Linked DNA regions of Homo sapiens: region 2 is linked to region 1. Evidence: read pairs that join two places in POLR2A ChIA-PET (ENCODE). Cell type or tissue: K562. All regions are shown on one strand. Links, peaks and the distances in the headings refer to the core of each region. The heading gives the core; the rest is flanking DNA. Region 1 holds the start of OR10AD1 (olfactory receptor family 10 subfamily AD member 1). Region 2 overlaps VDR (vitamin D receptor).

What was found. Peaks named below come from ENCODE experiments on the same cell type or tissue, not always from the same donor. Only the 100,000 strongest peaks of a DNase experiment are listed, where the experiment ranks them.
Region 2: POLR2A ChIA-PET joins it to region 1 with 5 read pairs; 2 of 35 experiments call an interaction of 5 or more read pairs at or near these places.

Annotation. Positions count from the first base shown.
Region 1 is chr12:48,197,758-48,210,805 of GRCh38, reverse strand. It overlaps OR10AD1 (olfactory receptor family 10 subfamily AD member 1), which reads left to right and starts at 7,514. Exons shown (of 1, transcript NM_001004134.1): 1 at 7,514-8,467. The coding sequence starts at 7,514. The coding sequence ends at 8,467. It overlaps LOC102725258 (a long non-coding RNA gene), which reads right to left and starts at 12,445. Exons shown (of 3, transcript XR_001749122.3): 1 at 12,386-12,445. In K562, for the core only: no CTCF peak of the experiment used is centred there; no DNase peak of the experiment used is centred there.
Region 2 is chr12:47,847,195-47,853,292 of GRCh38, reverse strand. All of the region lies in intron 7 of VDR (vitamin D receptor), which reads left to right. Among named protein-coding and RNA genes, the nearest start is that of LINC02354, 21 kb to the right of the region's middle. In K562, for the core only: no CTCF peak of the experiment used is centred there; a DNase peak (open chromatin) is centred at 2,422.

The sequences.
Region 1 (13,048 bases), core at 6,304-8,803:
GAGGTGGGAGGATGACTGAGGTCAGGAGTTCGAGACCAGCCTGGCCAACATGGTGAAACCCTGTCTCTACTACAAATACAAAAAAAAAAAAAAATAGCTGGGCATGTTTGCACATGCCTGTAATTCCAGCTACTTGGGAGGCTGAGGCAGGAGGATCACCTGAACCTGGGAGGCGGAGGTTGCAGTGAGCCAGGATCGCACCACTGCACTCCAGCCTGGGCAACACAGCAAGACTCCATCTCAAAAAACAAACAAACAAAAAGAATTGCCTTTTTTAAAATTATTTATTTATTTATTTATTTATGTATTTATTATTATTAAACTTTAAGTTTTAGGGTACATGTGCACAATGTGCAGGTTAGTTACATATGTATACATGTGCCGTGCTGGTGCGCTGCACCCACCAACTCATCACCTAGCACTAGGTATTTCTCCCAGTGCTATCCCTCCCCGCCTCCCCACCCCACAACAGGCCCCAGAGTGTGATGTTCCCCTTCCTGTGTCCATGTGTTCTCATTGTTCAATTCCCACCTATGAGTGAGAATATGTGGTGTTTGGTTTTTTGTTCTTGCGATAGTTTACTGAGAATGATGATTTCCAATTTCATCCATGTCCCTACAAAGGACATGAACTCATCATTTTTTATGGCTGCATAGTATTCCATGGTGTATATGTGCCGCATTTTCTTAATCCAGTCTATCATTGTTGGACATTTGAGTTGGTTCCAAGTCTTTGCTATTGTGAATAATGCCGCAATAAACATACGTGTGCATGTGTCTTTATAGCAGCATGATTTATAATCCTTTGGGTATATACCCAGTAATGGGATGGCTGGGTCAAATGGTATTTCTAGTTCTAGATCCCTGAGGAATCGCCACACTGACTTCCACAATGGTTGAACTAGTTTACAGTCCCACCAACAGTGTAAAAGTGTTCCTATTTCTCCACATCCTCTCCAGCACCTGTTGTTTCCTGACTTTTTAATGATTGCCATTCTAACTGGTGTGAGATGGTATCTCATTGTGGTTTTGATTTGCATTTCTCTGATGGCCAGTGATGGTGAGCATTTTTTCATGTGTTTTTTGGCTGCATAAATTGTCTTCTTTTGAGAAGTGTCTGTTCATGTCCTTCGCCCACTTTTTGATGGGGTTGTTTGTTTTTTCTTGTAAATTTGTTTGAGTTCATTGTAGATTCTGGATATTAGCCCTTTGTCAGATGAGTAGGTTGCGAAAATTTTCTCCCATTTTATAGGTTGCCTGTTCACTCTGATGGTAGTTTCTTTTGCTGTGCAGAAGCTCTTTAGTTTAATTAGATTCCATTTGTCAATTTTGGCTTTTGTTGCCATTGCTTTTGGTGTTTTAGACATGAAGTCCTTGCCCATGCCTATGTCCTGAATGGTAATGCCTAGGTTTTCTTCTAGGGTTTTTATGGTTTTAGGTCTAACATTTAAGTCTTTAATCCATCTTGAATTGATTTTTGTATAAGGTGTAAGGAAGGGATCCAGTTTCAGCTTTCTACAAATGGCTAGCCAGTTTTCCCAGCACCATTTATTAAATAGGGAATCCTTTCCCCATTGCTTGTTTTTCTCAGATTTATCAAAGATCAGATAGTTGTAGATATGGGGCGTTATTTCTGAGGGCTCTGTTCTGTTCCATTGATCTATATCTCTGTTTTGGTACCAGTACCATGCTGTTTTGGTGACTGTAGCCTTGTAGTATAGTTTGAAGTCAGGTAGTGTGATGCCTCCAGCTTTGTTCTTTTGGCTCAGGATTGTCTTGGCAATGCGGGCTCTTTTTTGGTTCCATATGAACTTTAAAGTAGTTTTTTCCAATTCTGTGAAGAAAGTCATTGGTAGCTTGATGGGGATGAAGAATTGCCCTTTACATTGGAATTATTCTTAGGTACTTCATAGTTTGCACAGTATTATTTATTTATTTTTGTTTCAACTTTTATTTTAGATTTATGGTGTACAGGTGTAGGTTTGTTACCTGGGTATATTGCATGGTGCTGAGGTTTGGGGTATGACTGATCCCATCACCTAGGTATTGAGCATAGTACCCAGTGGTTTTTCAACCCTTGCCCCCCTCCCTCCCTCCCCCATCTAGTAGTCCCCAGTTTCTATTGTTGCCATCTTTATGTACATAAATACCCAATGTTTAGCTCCCACTTATAAGTAAGAACATGCAGTATTTGGTTTTCTGTTCCTGCATTAATTAACTTAGAATAATGGACCCTAGCTGTGTCATGTTGCTGCAAAGGACATAACTCTGTTCTCTTTTATATCTGCATAGTATTCCACGGTGTATATATACCACATTTTCTTTATCCAGTCCACCGTTGATGGGCACATAGGTTGATTCCATGTCTTTGCTATCGTGAATAGTGCTGCAGTGAACACATGAGTGCATGTGTCTTTTCAGTAGAATGATTTATTTTCTTTTGGATATATACCCAGTAATGGGATCACTTGGTCGAATGGTAGTTCCGTTTTAAGTTCTTTAAAAAATCTCCAAACTGCTTTCCACAGTGGCTGAACTAATTTACATTCCCACCAACAATTGTTGAGGTATCTCCACAACCTCAACAGCATCTGTTATTTCATGACTTTTTAATAATAGCCATAGTGACTGGTGTGAGATGATGTCTCATTATCATTTTGATTTGCATTTTCTGATGATTAGTGATGTGGAACATTTTAAAATATTTGTTGGCTGCTTGTATGTGTTCTTTTAAGAAGTGTCTAGGCTGGGCATGGTGGCTCACGCCTGTAATCCCAGCACTTTGGGAGGCCGAGGTGGGCGGATCACGAGGTCAGGAGATCGAGACCATCCTGGCTAACACGGTGAAACCCCCTCTCTACTAAAAATGCAAAAAAATTAGCCCAGTGTGGTGGCAGGCACCTATAGTCCCAGCTACTCGGGAGGCTGAGGCAGGAGAATGGCAGGAACCAGGAGGCGGAGCTTGCAGTGAGCCGAGATCGTGCACTGCAGCCTGGGAGACAGAGCGAGACCCCGTCTCAAAAAAAAAAAAAAAAAAGAAATGTCTATTCATGTATTTTGCCCACTTTTTAATGACTTTTTTTTTTAATTGGATTGCTTAAGTTCCTTTTAGATTCTGGATATTAGACCTTTGTTGGATGCATAGTTTGTGAATATTTTCTCCCATTGTGGAGGTTGTCTGTTCACTCTGTTGATAGTTTCTTTTGCTATACAGAAGCTCTTTAGTTTAATTAGGTCCCACCGGTTAATTTTTGTTTTTGTTGCAATTGCTTTTGAGGAATTAGTCATAAGTTCCTTCCCAAGGTCAATGTTTAGGATGGTGTTTCCTAGATTTTCTTCTAGGGTTCTTATAGTTTGAAGTCTTATATTTAAATCTGTAATCTATCTTGAGTTACTTTTTGTGTATGGTAAAAGGTAGGGGTCCAGTTTTATTCTTCTGCATATGGCTAGCCAGTTATCCCAGCTTTATATATTGAATAGGTAGTCCTTTCCCCATTGCTTATTTTTGTCAACTTTGTCAAAGATCAGATGGCTGCAGGTGTGCAACTTTATTTCTGGGTTCTCTATTTTGTTCCATTGGTCTATGTGTCTGTTTTTGTACCAGTACCATGCTGTTTTGATTACTGTAGCCTTGTAGTATAGTTGGAAGTTGGGTAGTATGATGCCTTTGGCTTTGTTCTTTTTACTTAGGATTGCTTTGGCTACTTGGGCTTTTTTGTTATTGTTGCTCCATATGAATTTTACAATAGTTTTTTTCTAGTTCTACAAAAAATGACATTGGTAGTTTGATAGGAATAGCATTGAATCTATAGATTGCTTTGGCCAGTATGGCCATTTTAATGATATTGATTCTTCCAATCCATGAGGATGGAATGTTTTTCCATTTGTTTGTGTCATCCACGATTTCTTTCAGTGGTGTTTTGTAGTTCTTCCTGTAGAGATATTTCACCTCCTTGGTTAGGTGCATTCCTAGGTATTTTATTTTTTTTTTGCAGCTATTGTAAATGGGATTGCATTCTTGATTTGGCTTTCAGCTAGAATGTTATGGTGTGGAGAGGTGTTACTGAGTTTTGTGCATTGATTTTGTATCCTGAAACTTTGCTGAAGTTGCTTATCAGTCTAGGAGCCTTTCAGTGAGTCTTTAGGGTTTTCTAGGTATAGAATCATATCATTTGTGAAGAATGATAGTTTGACTTCTTCTTTTTTAATTTGGATACCTTTCATTTCTTTCTCTTGTCTGATTGCTCTGGCTAGCACTTCCAGTTCTGTTGAATAAGAGTGATGAGAGGGGCATCCTTGTCTTGTTCCAGTTCTCATGGGGAATGCTTCCAGCTTTTGCCCAATCAGTACGATGTTGGCTGTTGGTTTGTCATAGATGGCTCTTATTATTTTGAGATATGTTCCTTTGATGCCTAGTTTACTGAGAGTTTTTATGATGAAGAGATATTGGATTTTATCAAAAGTTTTTCTGCATCTATTGAGATGATCATATGGTTTTCATTTTTTATATACTTTGCATAGTATTTAAAATGGTATCTTAAAATTACATTTTCTAATTTGTTTGCTGGTAACAGAATTGCAATTAGATTTTTGCATATTGATTTTGTATCCAGTAAACTTGTTAAATTCTATTAATTTTAATAAATTATTTGTGCATCCTTTTAGTTTTTATGAAGACAATCATATCATCTGTAAATAGAGTTTTGTTTTTCATTTCTACTTCTTATACCATTTTTTCTTTTCCAGCTTTACTGTACCACCCTTAATATAATCTTAAATAAAATCTTAAATCTTAAATAATGGTTACCTAAGCTTGTTTATGACCTTACAGTCAGGTGATCTGCCCGCCTTGGCCTCCCAAACTGCTGGGATTACAGGCATGAGCCACCGCGCCCGGCCTTCAGTGTTTTTAACACAAAATAATCAATATTTGGGAGGCCAAGGCAGGTGGATCATGAGGTCAGGAGTTCGAGACAAGCCTGGCCAAAAGGGTGAAACCCCATCTCTACTAAAGATTCAAAAATATTAGCCAGGCGTGGTGGTGCGCGCCTGTAATCCCAGCTACTCAGCAGGCTGAGGCAGGAGAATTGCTTGAACCCGGGAGGCGGAGGTTGCTTTGAGCTGAGATCGTGCCATTGTACTCCAGCCTGGGCGACGGGGCGAGACTGCATCTCAAAATAATAATAATAATGTACCAGTCTGGTATATTTGGGGGTGGCACATCTTTCACTTCTTCGAGGGGCATGTAAGTTTTCACACCTCTACTATTAAGTGTATACACATGAAACTTATCAATGTCATTTAAGTAGACATTCATCTCTAATAGTATAGATGTCAAAGAACAAAGTCATCAGACACACCTTCTCTTCCAGAGTGGCCTGCCAGGTCAGATGATCCTACTTGGACCAGCTTCTCTTCAAACACTATGAGATGTTTTCTGTTACTTGTTACTTGATTCAGTGACAAACATCATTATCAGCCAAGCAACAGAATGAGGTAGGATGTGATTTCCATGAAATTGTCCCATTTATTTAGACAAATCCTTCACCTAGTAACCTCTAATGGTAGCTAGCAAGGCACTAAATGCTGGGTATCACAGAATTCTTTCTGGCACAATAAACCACAGGTAAGCATTTATCCTCCAGTAGGACCAAGTAATTCCTCAGGTCTAACCTCAGTTTATTCTTAGACAAATCCCAGGCTTTTCTGGAGGTAGCTCACTGACTTGTTTTCCCCAGACTGTGACCTAAGCCCCAACATGTCCATTGAGCACAGTCTTCCAAGAAACATCTTAAACAGTGCTCTCTGCCCTTCCCTTCCCTTTCTGGGCCCCCAAGAGAAGTCCTAGGCACAAGAAAAGTATCCCAAAGTAAAGATGATGGGAATAGCCTACTGCCCAGACGCTACCTTGACCTAACATCAAATCATACCTAGAGGGAATCTAGAGCTGCAAGGAGTGGCAGTGAAAGGGTAGGTAGCTCTAAATCCAGATAGAGAATATGTGAGATTGAGAGACATGGAGAAGACAGGGGAGTTTGACCAGAGTAAGATAAACGGCAGGCAACCAACACCACAAATGAGAAAAGGAGAGGGAGAAGAATGAGGATTGGAAGTAGACTGAAAAACGAAAAAAGACTAACAGAGGGTAGTGTGAGAGTGTGTAGAAAAGAGAGTAGGAGAGGAGAAAATAAAGAGAAATGGTTGGCAGAACTGAAAGTTAAGCAGGAATATACTTATCATCTATAAGCATCTGAAGATGAGGATGGGTGCAGTAGCTCACATCTGTAATCCCAGCACTTTGGGAGGCCAAGGCAGGAGAATCACTTAAAGCCAGAAGTTCAAGACCAGCACAGGTGACATAGTGAGTACCTGTCTCTATAAATTCTTAAAAAAAAAAAAAAAAGTATAAGCATCTGAAGGTGGAAGGGATCTGATACATCTTAGCTCCAAAACAACATGAAAAGTATAAGACAGACTTAATATGAACATAACAACTTCCTAAAAGTTACAATAGAGAGATAAGAGCATAAGAATTGTGACCGCTCATTCTTTGAAAATGGAAAAAGAACAAGATTTGTTGCCAGAGACAAAGAGACAGTTGAAAGTTCTCTGAAGGTCCATTCTAGAAAGGTTAGATATATGCCCTGCTCATAGCTTCCCTTTTCACACAGGGATGGTTGGATCCTTTCCACCCAATTGTGTGTAACCGTAAATTCCAGCCCCAGGAGGAAAACCATCTCCTATTAGGAAGGCATGCATGAGCCCCCACCCAGCCCTCAGCTCCAGCATGCACAGCATGGGTGGCTGCGGTAGCAGCAGCAACTGCTGGGCGAGTGAGTCTGGGAAGAGGTGGGTGACTGGGAAGAGCTTGACATGACTGTCTCCAAAAAGGTGCAAATCACTGTTAGCTGAGGGACAATTGTGAGGATTAGAATGTTTTTATTTTCCCTGAAACTTCAACCCATTCATCATTTTAAATTAGGTACACAGAGGTTGAGCATTTTTGCTTCTAGAAAAATACACCTTCAAATATCTCAAGTGCTTCCTAAATACAATCTTCTATAACCTGATAGCCACCAGCCCTTTCCCTCACACACTCCATTCTTCAATTCCTAAAACTTTTCCTCAGTTGGCATGGTCCCAGACCCAATTATCTTATTTTTTCACCTCTGAATACATCCTGGTTAATGGCTAATCCTTCAATATTGAGGGCTCTGGAGCAGATGCAATACTTCACTTGATGCCTGATGAAACCAGAGTAAAGAACATTACAACCAGCACTTTCTTCATCTGTTGATATTATGATTCTATGTATGCAGCCTGTGATGACCCTGGCATTTTCACCACCCCGTAACACTGCCAAATTACTAGTTTACTAAGTTCCAAAAGGTTGACCACCATTCATCCATCCTGTTTTATAATTGGGCTTCTGGGACCAAGTGGGTACCTTCTATTACCCCACAGCTATACCCTTGTGCTTTTCCCATCATCTTTCCTCCTCAAACAGGCCCCAGATGCTAAGGAATGGCAGCATAGTGACGGAATTTATCCTCGTGGGCTTTCAGCAGAGCTCCACTTCCACACGAGCATTGCTCTTTGCCCTCTTCTTGGCCCTCTACAGCCTCACCATGGCCATGAATGGCCTCATCATCTTTATCACCTCCTGGACAGACCCCAAGCTCAACAGCCCCATGTACTTCTTCCTCGGCCATCTGTCTCTCCTGGATGTCTGCTTCATCACCACTACCATCCCACAGATGTTGATCCACCTCGTGGTCAGGGACCACATTGTCTCCTTTGTATGTTGCATGACCCAGATGTACTTTGTCTTCTGTGTTGGTGTGGCCGAGTGCATCCTCTTGGCTTTCATGGCCTATGACCGTTATGTTGCTATCTGCTACCCACTTAACTATGTCCCGATCATAAGCCAGAAGGTCTGTGTCAGGCTTGTGGGAACTGCCTGGTTCTTTGGGCTGATCAATGGCATCTTTCTCGAGTATATTTCATTCCGAGAGCCCTTCCGCAGAGACAACCACATAGAAAGCTTCTTCTGTGAGGCCCCCATAGTGATTGGCCTCTCTTGTGGGGACCCTCAGTTTAGTCTGTGGGCAATCTTTGCCGATGCCATCGTGGTAATTCTCAGCCCCATGGTGCTCACTGTCACTTCCTATGTGCACATCCTGGCCACCATCCTCAGCAAAGCCTCCTCCTCAGGTCGGGGGAAGACTTTCTCTACTTGTGCCTCTCACCTGACTGTGGTCATCTTTCTCTACACTTCAGCTATGTTCTCTTACATGAACCCCCACAGCACACATGGGCCTGACAAAGACAAACCTTTCTCCCTCCTGTACACCATCATTACCCCCATGTGCAACCCCATCATTTATAGTTTCCGCAACAAGGAAATTAAGGAGGCCATGGTGAGGGCACTTGGAAGAACCAGGCTGGCCCAGCCACAGTCTGTCTAGCAGGAAGGCCCTGAAAGGAAAGCTCCTTCACCTGGGGAATGGGAGAGTTACCCCATCCCCAGCCCTGGCAGATGAGTAACTCTCCTATGCTGAAAGGCTCCAGGAAAGAGCGTTCATGGCTTCCTTGGCACTAGAATCAGACCTGAAAGTTCCTCCTGATGTCCAATGTCCTGATGTTATCTCTCTGACTTCACTTCCACATTGTTTTTTCTTGGACCTTCCTCGGGAGAATTTCGGATTTTCCTTAGTTTTTTTCCTCAGTTTCTTTTCCTCTTAAGTTCTCACAACAGGATTCAATAAATAAGTGCACTTAACTCCATTTTATTTGTATATACCTTTACATGCTAGTCCCCCAACCTGAGTTTCGTACATACATTTAGAAATAAACTCTTTTATTTTTCAGCTCTTCATTTTACTGTTTTTCTTTCTCAAATTCCACTCTCACTTCCTGGGTCTACCCTCATCTACCCAATTCCTGTGAAAAGTAGGTAAAGAAGCAAGAAAAAAAGGGCTGGGCGCAGTGGCTCATGACTGTAATCTCAGCACTTTGGGAGGCTGAGGATGGAGTTTGAGACCTGCCTGGGCAACATAGGGAGACCCATCTCTACAAAAAATTTAAAAAATGAACTGGGTGTGGTGGCACATGCCTGTAGTCCCAGCTACTGAGGAGGCTGAGGTGGGAGGATTGCTTGAGCCTGGGAGGTTAAGGCTGCACGAGCAATGATAGCACTGCTGCACTCCAGCCTGAGCAACGCAGCAAGACCTTGTCTCATTAAAAAAAAAAAAAATGAAGAAGAAGAAGGAAGGAAGGAAGGGAGGGAAGGAGGGAGGGAGGGAAGGGAAGGGAAGAAAGAGGGAACTAGGGGTAAGTACTCACATAAGAAAAGTCAGTTAAAGAAAAAAAAAAGATCAGCACCCTGAACTTCATCTTCTTAGCTTCCACCAGTCATGGGGGGAGAATGATACTAAATGTCAACAGTGCACTCAATTTGTCTGTGTTGTGTGTTGTCGGGGACGGATGGGTGATAGAGGCCAGTGTGCCAAACCCCTTCTCCTAAATCCTCTAGCTTCCTTTAGCAACAGGACCGTCTGCATGATATTTCCCTTCCCATGCAAGTGGCAAGTGCCTCTACCAAGCTTCTCAGGTTACCTATTTCCTTCCCTGTTATCCATACCCCAAATTAACTCCCCTCTCCCCCTACTGCCTTCCTTTTTCTCTTCCATCTTTCATTTCATTCCACCTCAATCCTACTCCACCTTACCTCCTCATCTTACATGGATCCCTGTATTTTAAGGAACCCTTCTGCATACTACCTCTACCATTGCAGAAGTCTTTCAATTTGTAACCCTGCCCTCTGTGGCTTCCTCTAGCTTCTCACCTTAACCAAACACAGCTTTCTTTGAGAAGGTACTACATCCTCAGCAGTTCTCTTTCTTTGAAAATTGCATTTTTCTCATACCCCTTCATAATAAAACAAGGGGGTAGGCCTGTTCTTTATTTCGCAGTGCACTTCCATAATATGAATGGACCTCATTTGGGATGCTCTCAAATAGATGTACTGCCCTTTCCACTCCTGCGCATCACACACTACCCTTTGCAATGATGACTTAAAACAGTAGCTTCTGGCAGCACGTGGTGGCTCACACCTGTGATTCCAGCACTGTGGGAGGCCAAGGTGGGCAGATTACTTGAGGCCAGGAGCTCAAGACCAGCTTGGTCAACATGGTGAAACCCCGTCTCTAATAAAAATACAAAAATTAGCTGGGCGTGGTAGCGCATGCTTGTAATTCTAGCTACTTGAGAGGCTGAGGCAGGAGGATCACTTGAACCCAGGAGGCAGAGGCTGCAGTGAGCCATAATTACACCACTGCACTCCAGCCTGGGTGACAGAGTGAGACTCTATCTCAGGCAAAACAAAACAAAACAAAACAAAACAAAAACAGTAGCTTCACTCCACAAAACTCCAATCTTTTGAGTCCAAATTGATTTCTCCAGAAATCAGAGGATGTGAGAAGCTCTTCTTAACAAGGAGAAAGGAGAAACCACTGTAATTGGGAAGAAACGATAAATGCAGAACCTAAAATTTCCATTGTCAAAATTTGCATCAAAGTTAAACAGGCAAGAAAGACCTTAAGACTATTGCAATACGAGATTAAACTCAACACTACTCAAACAAGGGTCTGGGAAGTTTTTAAGAGCTGCTGTACGGGAAATCACATGACATCTGTGTTTGCTAACTGCAAAGGAAAAGGACACTTTCTTGTATCTTCAAAACAAGCTGTAGTTTTACAATTCCAAACAAGGCACCCACAGGAGGTTAGGCTCCCACCCTCCCACAGAGACTGAGAGATAGGGGTGCTATCTTCCTTGATGATTACATTTCAAAGGGATGGCTCACAGGTCCTTGAGAAAGACATTCCCTAGGTCGTAAAACTGGCATAAGCTTCTAAGGAGATTTATACACATTTCAAAGGAGCAGAGAAGAATTTTGCAATCACAAGTTTTCTAAAGTAAACACTCAAAGAAAGGGGAGGTCAGGGCCCTAACATCCAGAAGAAACCTGTCTAAAGTTGTCAGGCTGAGGTGAATGTTAAGGCTCTTTTGGTCACCACTGAGAACAACAACAAAAAGGTCCCAATCTTTCCCCCTAGGGTCTCAGCTTCTTCTCTAGGTTTGAAAATTCCTATCTCAAAGAGGAAAAAGTGAAGGAAAGGAAGAAAGGGAAAGGAGAAGAAAGACTGCTTTTAAAAAGTTTTCTAAGAAATCATTTCTTAGCTTTACATTTGCCCAGCACTGACAGACGCTGAGATTATAAACAAGACAGTTCCAGCTTTTGAGAATCTCAGTCTAGTAGGGCAGGCAAGAACAAATAATGGTAATAGAAAGGGCAAGCGTTATAAAAGGCCTACACAAAGTACTTTGGAAGCACATATGATAACATACTTATTAAGCACTTATATTGTAAGAGCTTTCCATTTAATCGTCACATAACCTTATGAGGTACTAGTATTATCTCAATGTTGAGATGCAAAAACTGAGGCTCATAGAGGTCAAATACTCAAAATCCACAGCATTTACAATGGCATAGAGGCCTGCGCCTATAATCCCATACACTCAGGAGGCTGAGGCGGGAGGATTGCTTGACCCCAGCCTGCAGTAAGCTATGATCCCGCCACTGCACTCTAGCCTGGGCGACACAGCGAGATCCCATCTCTAAAAAAAAAAAATTAAACTAAAGAAAAATAATAGAACAGCATAGCTCCTGTTCCTAAGCCTGCACTCCTAAGAAGGTCCAGGACAGCGCAGGCTTTATACCAAGGAGGTGATACTGGCTGCGCCGTTAAAAATACGCTGGAGTTGTAACGTAGAAAATTGGGGCGGGGGTTCGATACCGGGGACGAGTGAAATTCCAGGCAAGAGGAATCGCCCGCTTCGTCGTAGAACTGGTGTTGTCAACATGGATGGCGGAAGGTGAGCTGGGGCCCGGAATGCTGGCAAAGCAGGCCGAGTGACCTAGAACTGCTTTTTCAAGGACGAGCACTGTCTCATTCAAGGCCCTGGGCTCCCGGAGGCCCGGGCGCCAGACGGGAACGGACGCGAACCGAGCTCGCACTAGAAGCCACGGCCCTGGCCGCGTCTCCCCTGCCGTAGCTTCGGCCCTGGTCCCTGGTCTCTGGAGGACACAAATTGCCCCCAGACTCTGCGAAAACCCATGAAAATGTAATTAACCAGAAACCACCCTGAAACTGCACGGCACTTCCCAGTCCCCTTTCATGTCCCAATGAAAGACACTTGTCGCTGGTGAGCACGCAACCAGGCTCTGAGGTTACCACGGCGCAGCCCAAAGACCGAAAATATGGGAAGGGTACCCAGGAATTGCCTCCCGCAGGGTTTGGCTGGGCCCTCGGCTCCCTCACACTGAAAGCTGAAGCTGTCGCCATATTTCCGAGGCCGGCTCCGCGACGCACTTGCAAACTACCCAAGAGGCTGTAGGGCCCCTGACCTAATTAGAACCTGGAGAGGAAATAGGCGTGGCCCGCGCTGACGGCCTGTGACGAATCAGCCTTCTTCGGCCTCTCGGACCGGGGCTGTGGCAGCCAATGAGCGCCCTCTCTTTGGCCGCCTCGCCCGCGCCGAATTGCGGGAACCTGACAACCTCTGGGGAACACGATCTATTCTGGGACACCAGTGCGGCTGCTCAGTCCCTCCAGCGGGAGATGCGGACCTTGAGGCTTAGGATCCCCTCCTAGCCGAGTGGAATGGTTGGGATACTGCGCCCTATTGGCGCAGAATGGGATGGGAGCGAAGCAAGGTTTGACGCAGACCTGAGCAGAGGTCTTTGCCAATCACATCCACCTCCATAGCTCCCAGCCTTGATCACGGATCCGAAGCCAAGTTCTTTCGCAGTGAAAGCCCCGACTCAGCGAATTGTATAATTGTTGAATCCGCTTCCCTCCGTTGAACAACAGTGTCCTTTGAGCTGCCTTACCTCCCCTTTCCAGGTATCCACTCCGTGAAACCTCCCATAAGCCCTACCCCTTTCTGGGCTTACTAGACTTTCTTTGAGTTCCCTTAATAAT
Region 2 (6,098 bases), core at 1,360-3,859, 350 kb after region 1:
TTTTTTGTATTTTTAGTAGAGACAGGGTTTCACCGTGTTAGCCAGGATGGTCTTGATCTCCTGACCTCGTGATCCGCCTGTCTCGGCCTCCCAAAGTGCTGGGATTACAGGCATGAGCCACTGCCGGCCAATATTCTTAAAACAATAGAGTATTGACACATTTAATAGATGTGTTGGGAAATGGCTATATTTATGTATATTTGTATCTTCATTCTTCCCCAAAGTTCATTTGGTATATTGCCATAAAATACATAAACAATATGGTTGAGAAAGAGAAGTAAATCAATCTCAAGCAATGTTATTGTCTTTCAAGTAGCAGCAATAGCTGTATTTACGGCAGAAGGGGCAAAATGCTTCCTAGATACTAATGCTCAGATTCAGTGCTGGAATATGGGGAGCTGGAAAATGAGTTAACATTGCCGGCTCTGGATGGAAACAGATTATGAGGTGCCATATATTGGTGTATGGCCCTCTTAGCTGTGTAGAAAAGCCATGAGTTATTGCCGAAATTAATGCCTTGCCAGTGAGATGATGGTCATTCACAGAGCTAAACCCAGAACTTTCCAGTTTGTTTCTGCCCTGAGAAAACTGGCTCTGTGTTATTTTATGCCTCTCACCAACCCAAATAACAGAAATTTTTCGATGCTCTTCCCCTGGAATTAATGTGAAAATGGTGAAGAAGAGAAAACTGGCAGACAGTGCTGAGACACTCCTACTGCATTGCACATTTTGGTTGTAGTGATAGGAGCGAGGGCCCCTCTGGCAGGCAGGCAAGCAGGAGCAAGCGACAGATCTTGTGTGAGCCCGGCATTGCTCTGAGCCCAGGGTTTACCCTCAGAGGCTTTCTTTGGAACTGACAACACATTCCGTAGAGCACAAGTTCCAACTCCCTCCTCCACGCTTCACGTTACTGTTTGCAAACTCCACATATTCCAAAGTCTTGTTTTGTGTAAACAGCTAGGGAAAAAACACAGAAGCACTCGGCTTCCATCCTCATGTCAGGCAGCAGTCCTTGTCTACACAGGCTTCATCCTTCCCTGCTCTAGTGGGGAGTAGGACAGAGGGCCCCCACGGCCCTTTCCAGATACAGTGATTCCAGGTTCAGTGATTCCAATGGTGGCTGAGATTGCATACACGGGAAAGCTGCCCTAAAAAGAAAGTTACTCATTAAATCGGATTACTCCAATGCTGCCCCCTTCACTAAGGAACCCCAGCCTCCAATTTCTCCCATGCTCAAGGCCCCTATCCATTGCCCTCCCACATGTACCCTGACACAAATAGCACTACTCTCAGTTTCTCTTCCCGAGGTTAAGTTGAAGTCTGCCCTCTTCCTTTCATCATGTTCTCCTCTGTCCCCTAGTCTGTCCTTGCAACTCATGGCTAAAGTGAGGTACATATGGCAGGTACAGGAGCTGCCCAGCCATTGATGCAAAATGGGTTAAACTGATCCTGAACATGCTAGGGTTGGCTTCTCTGTCTTCAGTATGACTTGAGAAGTCCCAGAGCAGAAGGTATGCCAATGAAAATGGAGCAGGCCTTGCTAAGAGAGCTTGCAGGGACACTGGTATGGACGCTCTCTGTGACTGGACAGAGGTGATGCTGAGCCTGGACTGGAGCCCAAACCTAGGCTCCAACTGGGCCCAGGGTGGGCCAGCCCAGTAGCTCTCTGGTTCTGCTGCTTTCCACACTTAGGGGTTCTATTGTTCCAAGACATAGAAGAACAGTGGCTGCATCCCTGGTGGCTTTGATCTTGCTGCCTGCAGGCAGGGGCGGAGGGTGTGGGGAAGGCAGGATGAGACTTCTGTGTGGGTGTGTGGGGGCACAGGATGAGTCTCCAGTGGGGGCATGAGACCAACGTGGGGCAGGGCTGGATGGGCTGTTCTTGGTGTGAACTGTGCTACAGTGTGGCCTTGGCCTGCTCTCTCCTCCCATCTCTCCTCCCTTAGCCTCTCAGTCTCACCCCACAAATCTCCCTCCCTGCTGGCACTGCAAATGAAATGCATGGAGGAGGTGGCATCAGCAGCAGCATCTAAATGGCCAAGAGCAGCCTTAGATCTGAGGACTTGGGACCCCCAGGCTTCACTGACAAGTAAAGTACACAAGAGACCAGGCCACATAAGCTGCAGCCCTGCCCTCTTCTGCTAAATGCCTTCACCTTCATTGCCATTTCCATACCTAGGGAAGAGCCCTGGGGGTTATCATGCTTCCTTCGTGCTGTGCCCTTTCTCCACATTCATTTCTTCATCCATCCAACAAATAGCTTTCTTACATAAACTGTGAGGGACAAAAGTTGTTGAGAAGACAGTCCCTGGCATCCAGGGATTTGGTGTCTGATGAAAGAGATAGACATGTAAACAATTGCTGCAAGGAGATAAGAGCCCTGCTACAAGCCTGCTGGAGGTACCGTGGGAATGCGGGAGGGGAGGGGAGGGGCCGGGCTCTGCCTGTGGGGGTGGGAAAGACGAAACAGCAACACAATTCCAGTCACATCTCGGGTGCCCAGAAGCGGCTGCAGGCGTGAAGACAGAGGAGGGTGTAAATGTCACACAGGTGAGGGAGGGGGAACGGAGCTGTGCTGGTGCCTATCATCGTGGAACAAGCTCTCTTATGGCTTCCCCTGTAACTCCACCTCTACTCCCACCACGCCACCATCCCTGGTCCTGGCTGTGAGCTGTATTTAGAAAGGCCCTGTATTTCCAGGCTGTGGGCAGTCATTTGGGGTCGTTTTGGGTTTGTGTTCCTAGCAGCAGGATGTCTGGATCACAAAAGCAGTGATCCCACTAAAACCTCTCTGGCCTGCATCCATGGAAGATGTGTTCACTGCTGGCCATCTGTTTGAGTGGGGCACTGAACAAAAGGCTATGTATAAAGTTATTCCTCCCAGAATTACCTATGATAGCAAAAATTGGAAGCAATCAAAATGTTCAAAAATAGATAAATGGAAGACTGGCTCAATAACTTAGAGTATACTGTTATGATGTAACATCATGCAACCCTCTAAGAACTGGGCTAAATAATTTTGAGTGATATAGGAAGTAGGATAAAGAATTAGTATAAGCTCCAGTATGTTAAATGTATACTCCCTCTCTCTATGTATATTTGTGGGTATATATATATTTGCATAGAAAAAAGACAGGAAGGTGCCAGGCACGGTGGCTCACACCTATAATCCCAGAACTTTGGGAGGCCAAGGTGGGCAGGACTCACTTGAGGTCAGGATTCAAGAGCAGCCTGGCCAACATGGTGAAACCCCATATCTACTAAAAATAGAAAAATTAGCCAGGTGTGGTGGCACATGCCTGTAGTCCCAGCTTCTCCGCAGGCTGAGACAGGAGAATTGCCTGAACCCGGGAGGCAGAGGTTTCAGTGAGCCGAGATTGCACCACTGCACTCCAGCCTGGGTGACAGAGCAAGACTGTCTCAAAAAAAAAATTAAAATAAATAAATAAGAAAAAAAGATAGGAAGAAAATACGCCAAAATGTGAAGTGTGGTTATGAGCAAATTTAATTTGTTTTTACATTTTTATGTATTTTCCAAAGATTTGATAATGAGTATGTTTTACTTGTATAATGAGTCAAAACAAAAATGGGGATGGTGTTCATTTTTGTGTTTTAAATGTGGATTGAGCATCTAGAGAAAAGTGACAAGGATGGTGAGATGTTAGACATTGTGTCATTAGACTATCTGAAGGAGGACACGGCAGTTTTCCTTTTTAAAAAACTCCATTAGTTATGGTTCAAAGGAAGTCCCATGGCTAGTGGAGAAGTCTGGTTCTGGGTTTATTGAGCACAAAACTGTAAACCACAAATGAGTGTACTATCACGTGGATTGTAGCTCAATAGAAGAGGTCATTAATCTCGGCGCTAACAACCCCATGGCTGTGTCCAGAGGCCCTGAGCTCCCTGACCCTAGGAGAGTCCTGCAGAGGTTATGTAGGAGCCATCTCTAAGAGTTCCTAAGAGGGGCCCTCCAACTCTAGCACGTTGTGATTTTTTTTCAATACAGATCCTTTGCTGGCCATCCTGATCATGCAAGCCTTCTCATTTCCCACCATCTATCACCCATTGATACAACACTCTCATCAGTTAATATCAGCTTCCCATCTTTATATATAAACATGCAGCCATTGACGGGGTGACAGCCTATCTGCAGGATATCCAGGAGGAAGTAGACAGTCAGGAAGAGAAAGGGAGTAAAAGCCAGAAGCAAGCTGATTTGTGAGCCCTGCCTTTTCCTCGCCATTGTTCAGACAAGCCCATTCCTGACTCAGAATAGTGGAACTAGTCATTGGCCTCTCAAATCATCAACGCATCTCTATTGATCATCTTGTGCTGACGGCTCAATGGTCAGTGTGTGGGCAACAGTAAGGTGATTAAGAGGAGGTGCTGGCCCCCAAGTAACTTACAAACAAGAGTAGAAAACAAGTGGCCGGGTGCAGTGGCTCACGCCGTAATCCCAGCTCCTTGGGAGGCTGAGGCAGGCAGATTATCTGAGGTCAGGAGTTCGAGACCAGCCTGGCCAACATGGCGAAACCCCGTCTCTACTAAAAATACAAAAATTAGCTGAGTGTGGTGGCAGGTGCCTCTAATCCCAGCTACTCAGGAGGCTGAGGTAGGAGAATTGCTTGAACCTGGGAGGTGGAGGTTGCAGTGAGCCAAGATCTCACCACTGCACTCCAGCCTGGGCAACAGAGCAAGACTCTGTCTCAAAAAAAAAAAAAAAAAAAAAAAAAAAAAGGAGTAGAAAACAAGCATGTAAAGAGCAGAACTGGAGGAGACGGGCAAAATAAGAGCACCAGCAATGTTCAAGGCATCACAATGACATGGCCCTAACTGTGCTAAAGAGTCAGAAGGTGCGGGGCTCCAGTGGAAAACACAGTGGATTCAGGACCAGAAAAACAAAATGGAGAATTAGAAGGGTATTCCTGGCTGGAGCTGTAGTATGCTGAAAGGCGTGGTGATGGCTGGGTGCAGTGGCTCACACCTGTAACCCTGGTTCTTTGAGAGGCCAAGATGAGAGGATCACTTGAGGCCAGGAATTTGAGACCAGCCTGGGCCACATAGTGAGACACCATCCCTACAAAAAAAATTTAAAAATTAGCTAGGCGTACACCTGTAATCCCAGCACTTTGGGAAGCCTAGGCAGGCAGATCACAAGGTCAGGAGATCGAGACCATCCTGGCTAACACTGTGAAACCTCGTCTCTACTAAAAATACAAAAAAAAATTAGCTGGCCATGGTGGCGGGCACCTGTAGTCCCAGCTACTCGGGAGGCTGAGGCAGGAGAATGGCGTGAACCTGGGAGGCGAAGCTTGCAGTGAGCCGAGATCGCGCCACTGCACTCCAGCCTGGGCGACAAAGTGAGACTCCGTCTCAAAAAAAATTAGCTAGGCGTGATGGTGTGCACCTGTAGTCCCAGCTACTTAGGAGGCTGAGGCAGGAGGACTGCTTGAGCCCAGGAGTTTGAGGCTGCAGTAAGCCATAATCATTCTGTTGCACTCCAGCTTGTGTGACAGAACAGGACACTGTCTCTAAAAATACTAATAAAAGAAATTAGCTGAGCATGGTGGCGCATGCTTGTAGTCTTAGCTATTCGGAAGGCTGAGGTGGGAGACTCACTTGAGCCCAGGAGTTTGAGGCTGTAGCATGCTATGATCATAACACTGCACTCCAGCCTCAGCAACAGAGTGAGATCCTGTCACAAGAAAAAAAAAAGGCACAGTGAGAACACACAGCATCTGAATGTGGAGTGGCATGATGCTGCTAGAATGGAAGGTTGGTGGAGTTTACCATGGGAAAGGGAGTTGGAATGAGAGGTTGGAGCCAAGTTAGGGAGTGTGGGCCTGATCCTAGGGTGTTTGAGAGTCAGTGAAGATTTCTGAGTGCAAGAGGACATTGACCTGCAGCAGTGGTAAGAAAGATGAATGAGAGACTGGAGAGACACAAGTCTGGGATTCCTGTAAGAGGCTATTGGAAAAGACGCTGGAGCTCTGAACCAGGGCACTCCTGGTAGGAGTGGGAATAAGATCACGGGCTTGAGAGACATCCTAGAGACAGAGTTGGCTGAATTTACTACTGAGAAGGACTGGAGGACAGTA